4 separate regions of the Homo sapiens genome follow, and regions 1, 2 and 4 are each linked to region 3. Evidence: chromatin contacts called from ENCODE Hi-C or POLR2A ChIA-PET data. All regions are on one chromosome and are shown on one strand. The core of a region is the stretch at or near the end of the contact, and the rest is flanking DNA. Distances in the headings are between cores, read along the strand shown.

Region 1 (2,700 bases), core at 1-2,500, 950 kb after region 3:
CCTCTCCCAAAAAAGCAGATGCATGATGATCCACCCACAGAAAGCTACATCTTTTTTCTCAACTCTTAGCTACCTGCGCATTTGTATCACTGGTTACTTCCTATCAACTTAAGCCCTTTTATCACCCATTTATCCCCGCTTTAGACAGTAGTGCTTTGAGATTAATACATAGCTTTTGGTAGTATCTAGTTAAAACAACCAAATCCAACACTTCTTGTCTAAAAATTTACATTATAGATGATCCCTGTCACTGTTAAGACCGAAAAATCCTAAGAAATGTTTCCATTTCTAAAAATCAAACTCAAAGCCCCAAATCACATTAGTAAACCATTTACCTTCTGTAAGCCTTGCTTTTCCTCCTGTAGGCTGGCAGAGGACAGTGGAGCAGCCAACACACAAAACTACCGTTTGTGCATGGCTAAAGACCGTGGTGATTTTATAGCATCCTGAAAGAAAAGCAGATAACATTTTTTTCCTCTATTACACCCGTCTTTCCTGCACTTATGCCCAACTCATCATCCATTACATTGTTTCCCAACACAAAAAAACGTAGGGGTTGTATGTGAAATGTGATGAGAGATCACGGTGAAATGAATCACTCCTCCTAAGATGCAAAACTTTGCCAGTCTCATACATTCAAATTTTAAGAGTATCAGGGAAAATATTTTCCACAGGCGAAGAAACTGAAGCTGCTGCACAGCTTCAAGGATACGAGACAGCTAACACTACAACATTTTCCAACTGTTGAGGTCCAGTGCTTTCCCCACTACAGCAAGCCGTCTCCTCACCTGGGCATTTCACATCCATGAAGTAGGAATTGGGGCTCTGCACCAGGCGTTTCTTCTTGTGTTTCCTCTTCTCCTCTTCTGGAGAGGGATGAAGGAGATCCTTTGCGAGCTAAGAGGGACAGAAATGCAGAGATTTAGAAACCAACAGCGAAAATGGGATGGTCGAAAATAGCCCCCACTGTCACACACCGGGGAGAGCTCGCCCCTCGCCGCCCCTGGTGTCTGCGCAGCTGGGCCGCCATCTTATCTCCTCTCCGCTCCCGTCTATGCGGGTGGCCCGTGGGCCGCTGCGGTCCCTGGAGTTAATGTCCTAAGAAGTGCAGAGGGTAAATGAGGACCCTCTACGATCCGAAATCAGCGTGAGGGGAGAGTTCGGACAGAACAGCGAGATCTCCGCCGAAACCTGGACCAAAGCACTCACAGGCATGTTCTCGTGTGCGTAGGTCGTCACCGCCGGAAAGGAGCGAAAGCGGAAATCCTGCCCCTTATATAGAGCACACTACAGGAAATGACGCAAGGATCTTGTGCCACCATGTTTGGAACGTCTTACTTTGATCCGCCGCAGTGGGGAGACAAGGGAGCTGCCATTTTCGGAAGGTCTTTAACTGTTAGTTGTGACACATATGCGTCACCATGTTGAGAGGGTTACCTTGCTAATTTGAGGTCAGCGTTTGATCACTATCCAGGGATAAATGGACACTTTTAAAATTTTGTGCCATACCTTGACAGTTGGAGCCTAATAAATAGGAAAGGTTGAGGAAAACACCAGGGAGAAGGAGCCATATCCAGGACTTCCGTCCTATTTTTTAAATACCTATATTCTTAACTCTTTTTCTATTGGTTTAATTTAACAGTTTAGGCCGGGCGCAGTGGCTCATGCCTGTAATCCCAGCACTTAGGGAGGCCAAGGCGGGTGGATCACCTGAGGTCAGCAGTTCAAGACCAGCCTGGCCAACATAGTGAAACCCCGTCTCTACTAAAAATACGAAAATTAGCCAGGCGTGGTGGCGTGTGCCTGTAATCCCAGCTACTCTGGAGGCTGAGGCAGGAGAATCGCATGAACCTGGGAGGCGGAAGTACAGTGAGCCGAGATCCACTCCAGCCTGGGTGACAGAACAAGACTCTGTCTTAAATAAATAAATAAACAGGGGAGACATGGTTTGGTCAGTGAAAAGAAATAGGGAAGACTCAAGGAGATAATGAGAGGTGAGAGAATGGACAAAAAGAGATTGAATAGTTTAGCTTGAGAAGGGACAAGCATGGACACGGAAGGTGATGGGGATAAGTGAAAGATGCCTTCTTTTTTTTTATTTTTATTTTTATTTTTTTTTTAGACACAGTTTTGCTCTTGTTGCCCAGGCTGTAGTGTGATGGCGCCATCTCGGCTCACCACAACCTCCGCCTCCCGCGTTCAAGCGATTCTCCTGCCTCAGCCTCCCGAGTAGCTGGGATTACAGGCATGCGGCACCATGCCCGGCTAATTTTGTATTTTTAGTAGAGACGGGGTTTCACCATGTTGGCCAAGCTGGTATTGAACTCCCGACCTCACGTGATCCACCTGCCTCGGTCTCCCAAAGTGCTGAGAATACAGGCGTGAGACACCGCGTCCGGCCTTTAATTTTTTATAGGCAGCCAGAATAGGCTCGAGAGAGACTCCCTTGAATAATTTTTTCTTGCCCGGGCGCCGTGGCTCACGCCTGTAATCCCAGCACTTTGGGAGGCCGAGGCGGGTGGATCACGAGGTTAGGAGATCGAGACCATCCTGGCTAGCACGGTGAAACCCCGCCTCTACTAAAAATACAAAAAATTAGCCGGGCGCGGTGGCGGGCGCCTGTAGTCCCAGCTACTCGGGAGGCTGAGACAGGAGAATGGCGTGAACCCGGGAGGCGGAGCTTGCAGTGAGCGGAGATCG
Region 2 (2,700 bases), core at 144-2,643, 530 kb after region 3:
AAAGTCACCTCCTCAAAGGGAGAGATCAGTGTTCACCTAGGACTGGAATTCAGTGTGATCTAGTGGTTGAAAGTCTTAGCCTTCAGCCTCCCCAGCCTGTCAGCTGTTCCAGAAGCCTGTCAGCTGCCCCTTAGTTTTCTGCTGTGTCCTCAAAGAAGCACTGGGACCCTAAAATAAACCTCTGGAGAGCCAGTTGCCCAACTCTTCCAGAAGAGAGACTAGACACGCAGCTGGGCATGCGGCCAGAGCCCAAGAAAAGCCTGGTTTGCCAGGGGCAGATTACAGTCAACGGGAGCAGTAAGTGCCTCTGCCCTCTCCCTCACGGGTCCTTCTCTTTTCTAGAGGGGAGTCCAGCACGTGCCAGCCCCAGGAGGTCTCACTCCCTTGCCAGCCTCCCGACTCAATTCCCAGGACTGGGGCACTTGGCTTCCCAGAGTTGGTGGCTGCCAAAGTGACTCCGTGCAGCGGGAAGATCCGTGACTCAGCGCCCGTGATGTCAGTCCCTTCATAGTCAGGGCACTGTCATCCACACATGCACCCGCGGGGGTGGGGGGAGGACCAGGCGAGGTGGACCCCCAATGCAGAGGGAGAAGAGGGGCGCTGGTACAAAGGACTCCCCAGGCGGGTACATCACCCCGCTGGGGCGCGCCCTCTCGGGCAGTCTCCCCTTAGAGTAACCTGGGACGCGGTTGTGTAAAGGCTCCTGGGGGCACTGGGAAGGAAGCTCGAGAGTCAGGTTTGCAAGGACACAGTCCTGTACACAGACCGCAGGGTTCCCGCACAGCTTCACCGGGCATTCCGGGGAGCGCTCCGGACCAAGGGAGCAAGCGCAGCAGGGGGCGCAAGAGCCACTACCCGCGACCACACAGCTAGGTACCCGCGGGGCCTCAAGGCAGCCACAGAAAAGGGGATCCGTCGCACCTCCTTTCCTCCCTCCAGCCTCCCACAGACTGCGGTGACCAAGGCGGTTTCCCCCAGCCGCTAGCTGCCCCAGCCCTCCAGGTGCGCCCGAAGCCCTTACCCTGCGCAGGGCAGCGCCTTGGGGCCAGCGCCGCTCCCGGCGCGGCCAGCAGGGCAGCCAGCAGCGCGCAGCCGACGGCCAGCATGCTTCCTCCTCGGCTACCACTCCATGGTCCCGCAGAGGCGGACAGGCTAATGGGAACCGGGCGGCAGGGGTGGCAGGGGCGGGGCGGGGCGGTGGGCGGGCAGGCGGGCTCAGGCCCCGGGGGCAGCCCCCATCCGCAGGAGCCCGGCTCTCTACACACACTGCGAGTCCCTCGGCCCCGCGCCGCGCTCGGCTCCTCTCCCTCTGGCCCGGCTCAGTGTCAGTGCGACTTCCCACTCGCACATGACTCAGAGCGGCGGACGGTCCTGGCAACGCAGGAAAACATTTGAGGAACTCGCGCTGGAGCGTCTCTGGGCCGTCCCAGGGTGCGGTTACGAAAGCCGGAGCGGATGGCGCAACAGCCCCGCGCACCGGCCGACCGAGGGGGTGGCTTCCTGCCACAGCGCCGCACCTGAGCGGGGAGAACAGGGGACCGCCAGCCCCACCAGAGCCCTTCCTCCCGGTTCTGTTGATGAGAAAAGGGCGTATCAGCCACCAGTGGGCAGTGGCCTAGTTTTGATTTTTGGTTTCGTGAACGGGATTACGCTGTGAAAGGCACACCTGGAGAGCCCTCGAGGAGGCGATGTTCCTCTTACCCTTAGGGTAAAACAGTGCTTGGTAGCCCGGTTGCCCACTGGAATCAGCCAGGAGCCCTAAAACCCACCAATGTCTGGGTCGGGTCTCCAGAGATTCTGATTTCATCGGTCTGGGGTGAGGCTTGGGCATCGGAAGACTCACCACCGTAAAGGCACAGTCTTTCTGCCCAGCTGCTCCTCGCAGGCTGCAGCAGAGGCAAGGAAACGGTTTGGACTTTGCAGTCAGATAGACCTGGGTCCCCATTTAGACCTACCATCTACTGTGTCTGTGACTTCGGTTCAGAATCTGAGTCTCCATTTCCTCATCTGTCAGAGATAAGAAAGCCTATGCTGCCCAGGGTTATTAGGAAGGTTCTGTGGATGGCACCTAAACACCTGACACACGGTCTGGGCCACACGTGCTCAGTAGACATCAGAACGTTCATGGCTGCCCTCCTGACTTGACAGACAGACACTAACACCAGGGGCAGTGGCTCACGCCTGTAACCCCAACACTTTGGGAGAGCCGGGTGGGTGGATTGCTTCAGTCCAGGAATTCTAGACCAGCCTGTGTAACAAAGTGAGACCCCCATTTCTATAAAAAAATTTAAAAATTAGCTGGGTGTGGTGGTACACACCTATAGTCCCAGCTACTAGGGAAGCTGAGGTGGGAAAATTGCTTGAGTCCGGGAGATCCAGGGTACAGTGAGCCGTGATTGGGGGCTGCTACTCCAGCCTGGATGACAGTGAGACCCTGTCTGGAAAGAAAAAAAAAAAAAGAAAAGAAAGAAAGAAAAGGAAGGGAGGAGGGAGGGAGGGAGGGAAGGAGGGATAGAGGGGAAGGAAGGAAAGGAAGGAGAGAAAAAAAGAAAGAAACAAGCACCTGGCTTTTGAGCAACCACAAGGACCTTGAAGGGGACCATCTGTCCGTCCCTTGGAGGGGAACTCTCTCAAGGACCCCCACAGAGCCTAAAGCTGATAGGATGGCCTCATAGCTGAATCTGGAGGGAAAGAAAAATG
Region 3 (2,700 bases), core at 190-2,689:
GAGGCCCAAATACATGTTTATTGAAGATGAGCTGGAAAATCTGATTCTGTGTTGAATGACGAAGTGCTAAGAATAAATAACAACCCCTTACATCTGGATGATACTTGAGAACTTACAAAGTATTTTATTGTACCTTGTCATATATTTTCTTCATTCCTTTCTTATTATAACCCTGGGAAGTGGGCCTTATCAGTGGTAAACTCAGAGTGACTTGCTAAGTGTCCAAGCTGGGACTGAAAATCCACTCTGTGCTGCCTTCTAGGGCGTTGATGAGTGCAGTGTTTTCTGGGTTGCTGAAAAAAAACAAAAAAAACCCCAAAAAACAAAAAACCACCTCCTTAAGTCTGTTCTTTTTGCATCTGACCACTCTCCTGTGCCTCTTTTCAACATTCAGGAAATTAATGGTTTCTCCCTAAGTCTCCACACTACACTTTTTCTCTAGTGGAGGCAGTAATGAGTTGCAGGCTCTGTTCTGACATGCTCAGAAAAATGCAGGACGGCAAGTCATAGCCAAAAACAACTCGACGTACTCAGCTGGGGCAACCCGTCACCTACTGCGGGAAGAGGCAGAACCGGGGATGCAGGGAAAGGACAGATTATTCTTATCCTGCCTCTCAAACTTCTGGCTGGGAGCCAGACTTCGGATGAAACCAGGCAATCTCATCTAGGGATTCAACGCTCCCTTACTATTGATGTCACCCACGCCGTTTGCTTCCGAAAACCTTTGGGCCGGAGGCTGCGGCTAGAAAAGCAATCAAAGGTTTCTCGCCGGGCTTAAAGGGCCACATCTTAGTGACGTCTCGGGTTATAAAATCTGCTTGACAATGAAATATCGTGTGCGCGATTCTGCTCCTCCCCCGACATGACGTGGCCAGACACGCCGCTCGCGTCAGGGCTGCCTTACGCCCCCAGGAAGACCCATTCCCACTCTGGGGCGCGCGCAGATTTGCTGTGGCACATGTACTATAACGCACAGGCAAAAGGGCAGTTTCCAAAACGTCTCCAACGTGATCTCACTCCAGAGATTTTTTTTCCTAAAGTTTTAGGGCTGCGCGGAAGGGAACATGGGGTTCACCTCAGGAAATTTCAGACGTCACCCCCCTCGGAGGAAGGTAGTCGCGTCCGGTTCCTCCCCGGGTGTCAGTTAAGCAGGCCAGGCTGTGAGCGAAGGTTCTGGGCGGGGCTGGACTGTTCTAAGTGAGTTCGGGTGGGGGAGCTTCACGAGGGGAGGCTGCTCTGTGAAGGAACCGCCTTTCTCTCCGCGTGTCTCACCCTTTTCTCCCCATATCTGTTTGGACATGAGCTGAGGGCACGGTCGCGGGCGGTCAGCCCTGTTCGCAGCTACGGCGAGGAGGGGCGCGATTGTTCCTTGTTGCCGCTCCGCTTAGTGGCCGCGTCCATTCCGCGCGGTGTCCCGATTTTAGGGGTAGGGAGAAGTGTCAGCTTCAGGCATCGCGAGGCGTGGCGGCCCCATGGCCCCGCTGGGAGGCGCCCCGCGGCTGGTACTGCTGTTCAGCGGCAAGAGGAAATCCGGGAAGGACTTCGTGACCGAGGCGCTGCAGAGCAGGTGTCCGTGAGGCGGGAAAGGTGGAAGGGGGAGCTCTCCGCATCACGTGACACGAGGAGTGCTTTTGGGTGTCACGGAGTGAGCTTTGGAGTACGGGTCGTCCGTTTGCAAGGCAGGAGGAGCACTGGGCTGGGGAAGGTGGAATGCCACCATTACATAAAACAGTAGTCTACACAGGCGAGCCTCAAAGAAGCAGGTGACCACCTCTCCAAAGACCTTCAGCTGCAGGTCTCTCTGAGAAGCATTAATAATGGTTCCTACGAAGGCACTTTCTATATACCAGGCGTTGGATACCAGCCTGGGCAACATGGCGAGACCCCGCCTCTACGAAAAATCCAAAAAGTAGCTGGGCGTGGTGACGCGTGCCTGTGGTCCCAGCTATTCAGGAGCCTGAGGTAGAAGAATCGCTTGAGCCCGGGAGGCGGAGGTTGCAGTGAGGCGAGATTGGCCACTGCACTCCAGCCTGGGCGACAGAGCGAGACCCTGTCTTAAAAAAACAAAACAAAAAACCCTCTTCACCTCTTTGTTAGGTACTGTGTGCCATTATTAGCATCTCCATTTCACAGGTGAAGAAACTGAGGCTCTTAAAAAGTTAAACAGGCCGGGTGTGGTGGTCATGTCTGTCACCCCAGCACTTTGGGAGACAGAGGTGCGAGGATGGCTTGAGAGCCCAGTAGTGGAGACCAGCCTGGGCAACACAGTAAGACCCTAGTCTCTACAAAAAAATGGAAAAGTTAGCCTAGTGCGATGGCGAGCACCTCTAGTCCAAGCTACTCAGGAGGCTGAGGTGGGAGGATCGCTTGAACCTGGGGGCTACAGTGAATTGTAATCATGCTACTGTCCTCCAGTCCTTGCAGCAGAGCCTGAGACCCTGTCTCGAAGTAAAATAAAATAAAATAACATACGAAGTTAACAACAAAAAACCCTTGCTGGTCACAAAGTAAGTGGCAAATCCAGGATTCAAATTCAGCTTTGTGGTTCATGATGGGCATCTCAGCAATTAATATATAATTGAAACAAAAAGAAAAAAAACCCAAACAAATTCAACTTTATCTTGCGCCAAGGACTGGTTTCTTTCTGTTTTATCTGGCTGCCTCCCCAAATAATAATACCTTTTGCACAGTGTTTTCTGT
Region 4 (2,700 bases), core at 26-2,525, 750 kb after region 3:
TCATTTGAAAGAAGTTTCTTCATATTTACATAGGAATCCACCAAAACCCATTTAAATATGTAAAGTGAGGGTTAAAAATACTCATTCAACCCCTCTCCCCTTTGTTAGCTTTCCCAAGTCAGAAAGTACCCTCAGAGATATGCATAAGAACAAGAAACAGGAGAGGGAAGGTTGTGGCCAGGAGCAAGCAAGAAGAAAGGTTTCTTTCCTCAAAGCTAGAGTCAGCAAACTACCACCTGTGGGTTAAATCTTGCAACAGCCTGGTTTTGTAAATAAAGTTTTATCGGAACACAGTCATGCTCATTCTTGTACATACTGTCTACTGGCTTTCTTATCTCTCTGGCCACAAGACCCTAAAAGTTGGATGACCCCTGCCTCAAAGGGTCAAAGAAGGACAGTGTTTATAGGAATTGGGAGAGGTGCTGAATAAGGACCAACAAGGTTAAAAGCAGAAAGCAAAGGTAAGAGTCATCAGCAGCATAATATATGCATCTTTGGAGGGAGTATACTCTGTCCAATACAAAGGAAGTTAACAGCTCAGCTTCTGTCCTTGAGGTTAATAAATAAGTAAACAGAGCATATTATCTTGAAGTAGATATAAGCAGTAGAGAAGGAGGAGGGAGTCAATAACTACGTGTTTACACAAGCAGTTCTGGTTATCTGAGAAGCCTTTCTGAAAAGTGCAGGATTTACTAGGACTGCTTGAATAAAGAAAGGGCAAGGGTATGGCAAGGCGAGTCCAAACTTTTTTTTCCTCCCTAAATTTGTCTAACTTTGTTTTCTAAGTTGTGGTAAAATACGCATACATAAAACTTACCATTTTAACCATTTTTAAATGTCTAATTCAGTAGTAGCATATTTACATTGTTGTGCAACCACATCTAAGATCATTTTAATCCAAGATGAAATCAGATGCTGTTTAGGGAGAAACAAAGGGAAAGAGGAGTGCATTGTTAGGACATAGAGTCATAACACCATTTTTTAGGGACAGGTGGCAGGAAGGATGGGGAGAGAAGGGACAACGATGGACATATACACCTGTTGATATATTGTATTGCTGGTTACTAGGAACACAATAGCACTGGGCCCCTTGCTGTCTATCCATTGTGCTTCTAAAGGCTATCATGAGTCAGTCCATCTGTTTGACTGCATTAAGAGGAGATTATCTGCTCAAATCTACCAGTCTCAGAAATGCAGTGGTGCTCTCAATACCCTCTTGGTTTGGCTAGGATGAGGTCTTCTGCTGCTTTACCAGGGCACAGGGAGGTACAATAGTGCCCCCTGCTGAGCAGCACCCAGATGACAAAGTGTCACTTCTGCCACATCTTGATCAGACTTCTACAAAGCAAGTTAGAAAAATTCTTAGGCCATCAGGGTAGAGTCTATTAAGAGTCAGAACCCTGATCTTCCTTCCTAATTTCTGGGGGAAAAATCAGTGTGCAGGTTACTCTATTGAGAAAATTATTATCTATCCAAGTTGTTTCTTCTGAATAGTCTCATTGCTCGGTATTTCCAAAAGGTGATAGGAAAACAGAGGCTCTGCAGGGAGCATTCTTAGAACTAGACATTGAGGGCAGCAACTGTCTTGCCTACTATTCCTTTCAGGGATTAGGACTCTTCATTGTAAGTCCTGTTCCACATCCTAATTTTCTAGGAGAAAAGAGAGCTGTCCCAGAAGAAAAATTTATCACGATTACCTACTGGGAAGGTGGGAGGAATACAAAGAAATAAGAGGGAAGATAACGTTCTCAAGTCTCTTTACTATTGTGCTTCCAGAAATCCTGCATGGCAGTGCCTGTAGGGAAAGTTTCTTTTTTTGTTGTTTTTCTTTTTTTTTTTTTCAGACTGTGTCTCACTCTGTCACCCAGGCTGGAGTGCAGTGGCGCGATCTCGGCTCACTGCAACTTCTGCCTTCTGGGTTCAAGCAATTCTCCTGCCTCAGCCTCCCGAGTGGCTGGGATTACAGGCGCCTGCTACTGCACCTGGCTAGTTTTTTGTTTGTTTGTTTGTTTGCTTGTTTTTGTGGTTTTTAGTAGAGACAGGGTTTCACCATCTTGGCCAGGCTGGTCTTGAACTCCTGACCTCGTGATCCACCTGCCTCAGCCTCCCAAAGTGCTGGGATTACAGGTGTGAGCCACTGCGCCTGGTCTGTTTTGCCATTTTTTTTTTTTTTTTTTTGATACAGAGTCTCACTCTGTCACCCGGGCTGGAGTAGAGTGGCACCATCTCAGCTCACTGCAACCTCTGCCTCCTGGATTTAAGCAATTCTCTTGCCTCAGCCTCCCTGAATAGCTGGAACTACAGGTGTGCACCACCACACCCGGCTAATTTTTGCATTTTTAGTAGAGACGGGGTTTTGCCATGTTGGCCAGGCTGGTCTCAAACTCCTGACCTCAGGTGATCTGCCCGCCGTGGCCTCCCAAAGTGCTGGGATTACAGGCATGAGCCACCACATCTGGCCAAAGGGAAGTTTCTAACTCATAAACAGTTCCTTGGGGGTACTTGGAAGTACAGTGGCATTGAAATTGGTAAAAGTTGTAACAGAATGGAGGCTCAATTCTATAGTACAGTTTACAGGCACTCATGTCTGGCTGTTGCATGAAGGATCTAGTAACAGTCGTCTGTTTTTTATTTTTTTGAGACAGGCTCTCAATCTGTCACCCAGACTGGAGGCAGTGATACAATCTTGGCTCACTGCAA

Evidence for each region. Hi-C counts contacts between places; a loop is a spot of excess contacts on that map. ChIA-PET counts read pairs that join two places held with the same protein, here RNA polymerase II (POLR2A). Pooled maps may share reads with other maps.
Region 1: a loop to region 3 is called in a pooled map, with 9 times the contacts of the local background. The contact joins the promoter of RPS27 here to the promoter of PMVK in region 3. A Hi-C loop is called at or near these places in 5 of 50 pooled maps. POLR2A ChIA-PET finds 5 or more read pairs at or near these places in 2 of 52 experiments (activated CD4-positive, alpha-beta T cell and activated T-cell).
Region 2: a pooled map shows a loop between it and region 3 (12-fold over the local background). The contact joins the promoter of IL6R here to the promoter of PMVK in region 3. A Hi-C loop is called at or near these places in 10 of 37 single-sample maps with no recorded cell type and 17 of 50 pooled maps. POLR2A ChIA-PET finds 5 or more read pairs at or near these places in 2 of 52 experiments (CD4-positive, alpha-beta T cell and MCF 10A).
Region 4: a loop to region 3 is called in a pooled map, with 5 times the contacts of the local background. The contact joins the enhancer-like site here to the promoter of PMVK in region 3. A Hi-C loop is called at or near these places in 2 of 37 single-sample maps with no recorded cell type and 7 of 50 pooled maps. POLR2A ChIA-PET finds 5 or more read pairs at or near these places in 1 of 52 experiments (OCI-LY7).

Annotation. Positions count from the first base shown.
Region 1 is chr1:153,989,312-153,992,011 of GRCh38, reverse strand. It overlaps RPS27 (ribosomal protein S27), which reads right to left and starts at 1,250. Exons shown (of 4, transcript NM_001030.6): 1 at 1,210-1,250; 2 at 789-897; 3 at 336-446. The coding sequence starts at 1,215. It also overlaps a transcript of RAB13 not described here. RefSeq lists enhancers at 332-1,312, 1,010-1,369, 326-1,525.
Region 2 is chr1:154,404,036-154,406,735 of GRCh38, reverse strand. IL6R (interleukin 6 receptor) reads right to left here and starts at 1,393. Exons shown (of 10, transcript NM_000565.4): 1 at 1,022-1,393. The coding sequence starts at 1,106. IL6R-AS1 (IL6R antisense RNA 1) reads left to right here and starts at 172. Exons shown (of 2, transcript NR_147855.1): 1 at 172-297. RefSeq lists an enhancer at 263-869 and silencers at 1,109-1,258, 1,459-1,588.
Region 3 is chr1:154,935,458-154,938,157 of GRCh38, reverse strand. It overlaps PMVK (phosphomevalonate kinase), which reads left to right and starts at 1,439. Exons shown (of 5, transcript NM_006556.4): 1 at 1,439-1,567. The coding sequence starts at 1,473. RefSeq lists enhancers at 49-990, 970-1,169, 991-1,933 and a silencer at 1,890-1,989.
Region 4 is chr1:154,184,851-154,187,550 of GRCh38, reverse strand. The region is part of intron 2 of TPM3 (tropomyosin 3); the gene reads left to right. Among named protein-coding and RNA genes, the nearest start is that of TPM3, 5.9 kb to the left of the region's middle. Within about 2 kb of position 1,275, at least 3 of the 41 ENCODE cell types and tissues checked have a DNase peak (open chromatin) inside an H3K27ac peak, as active enhancers do.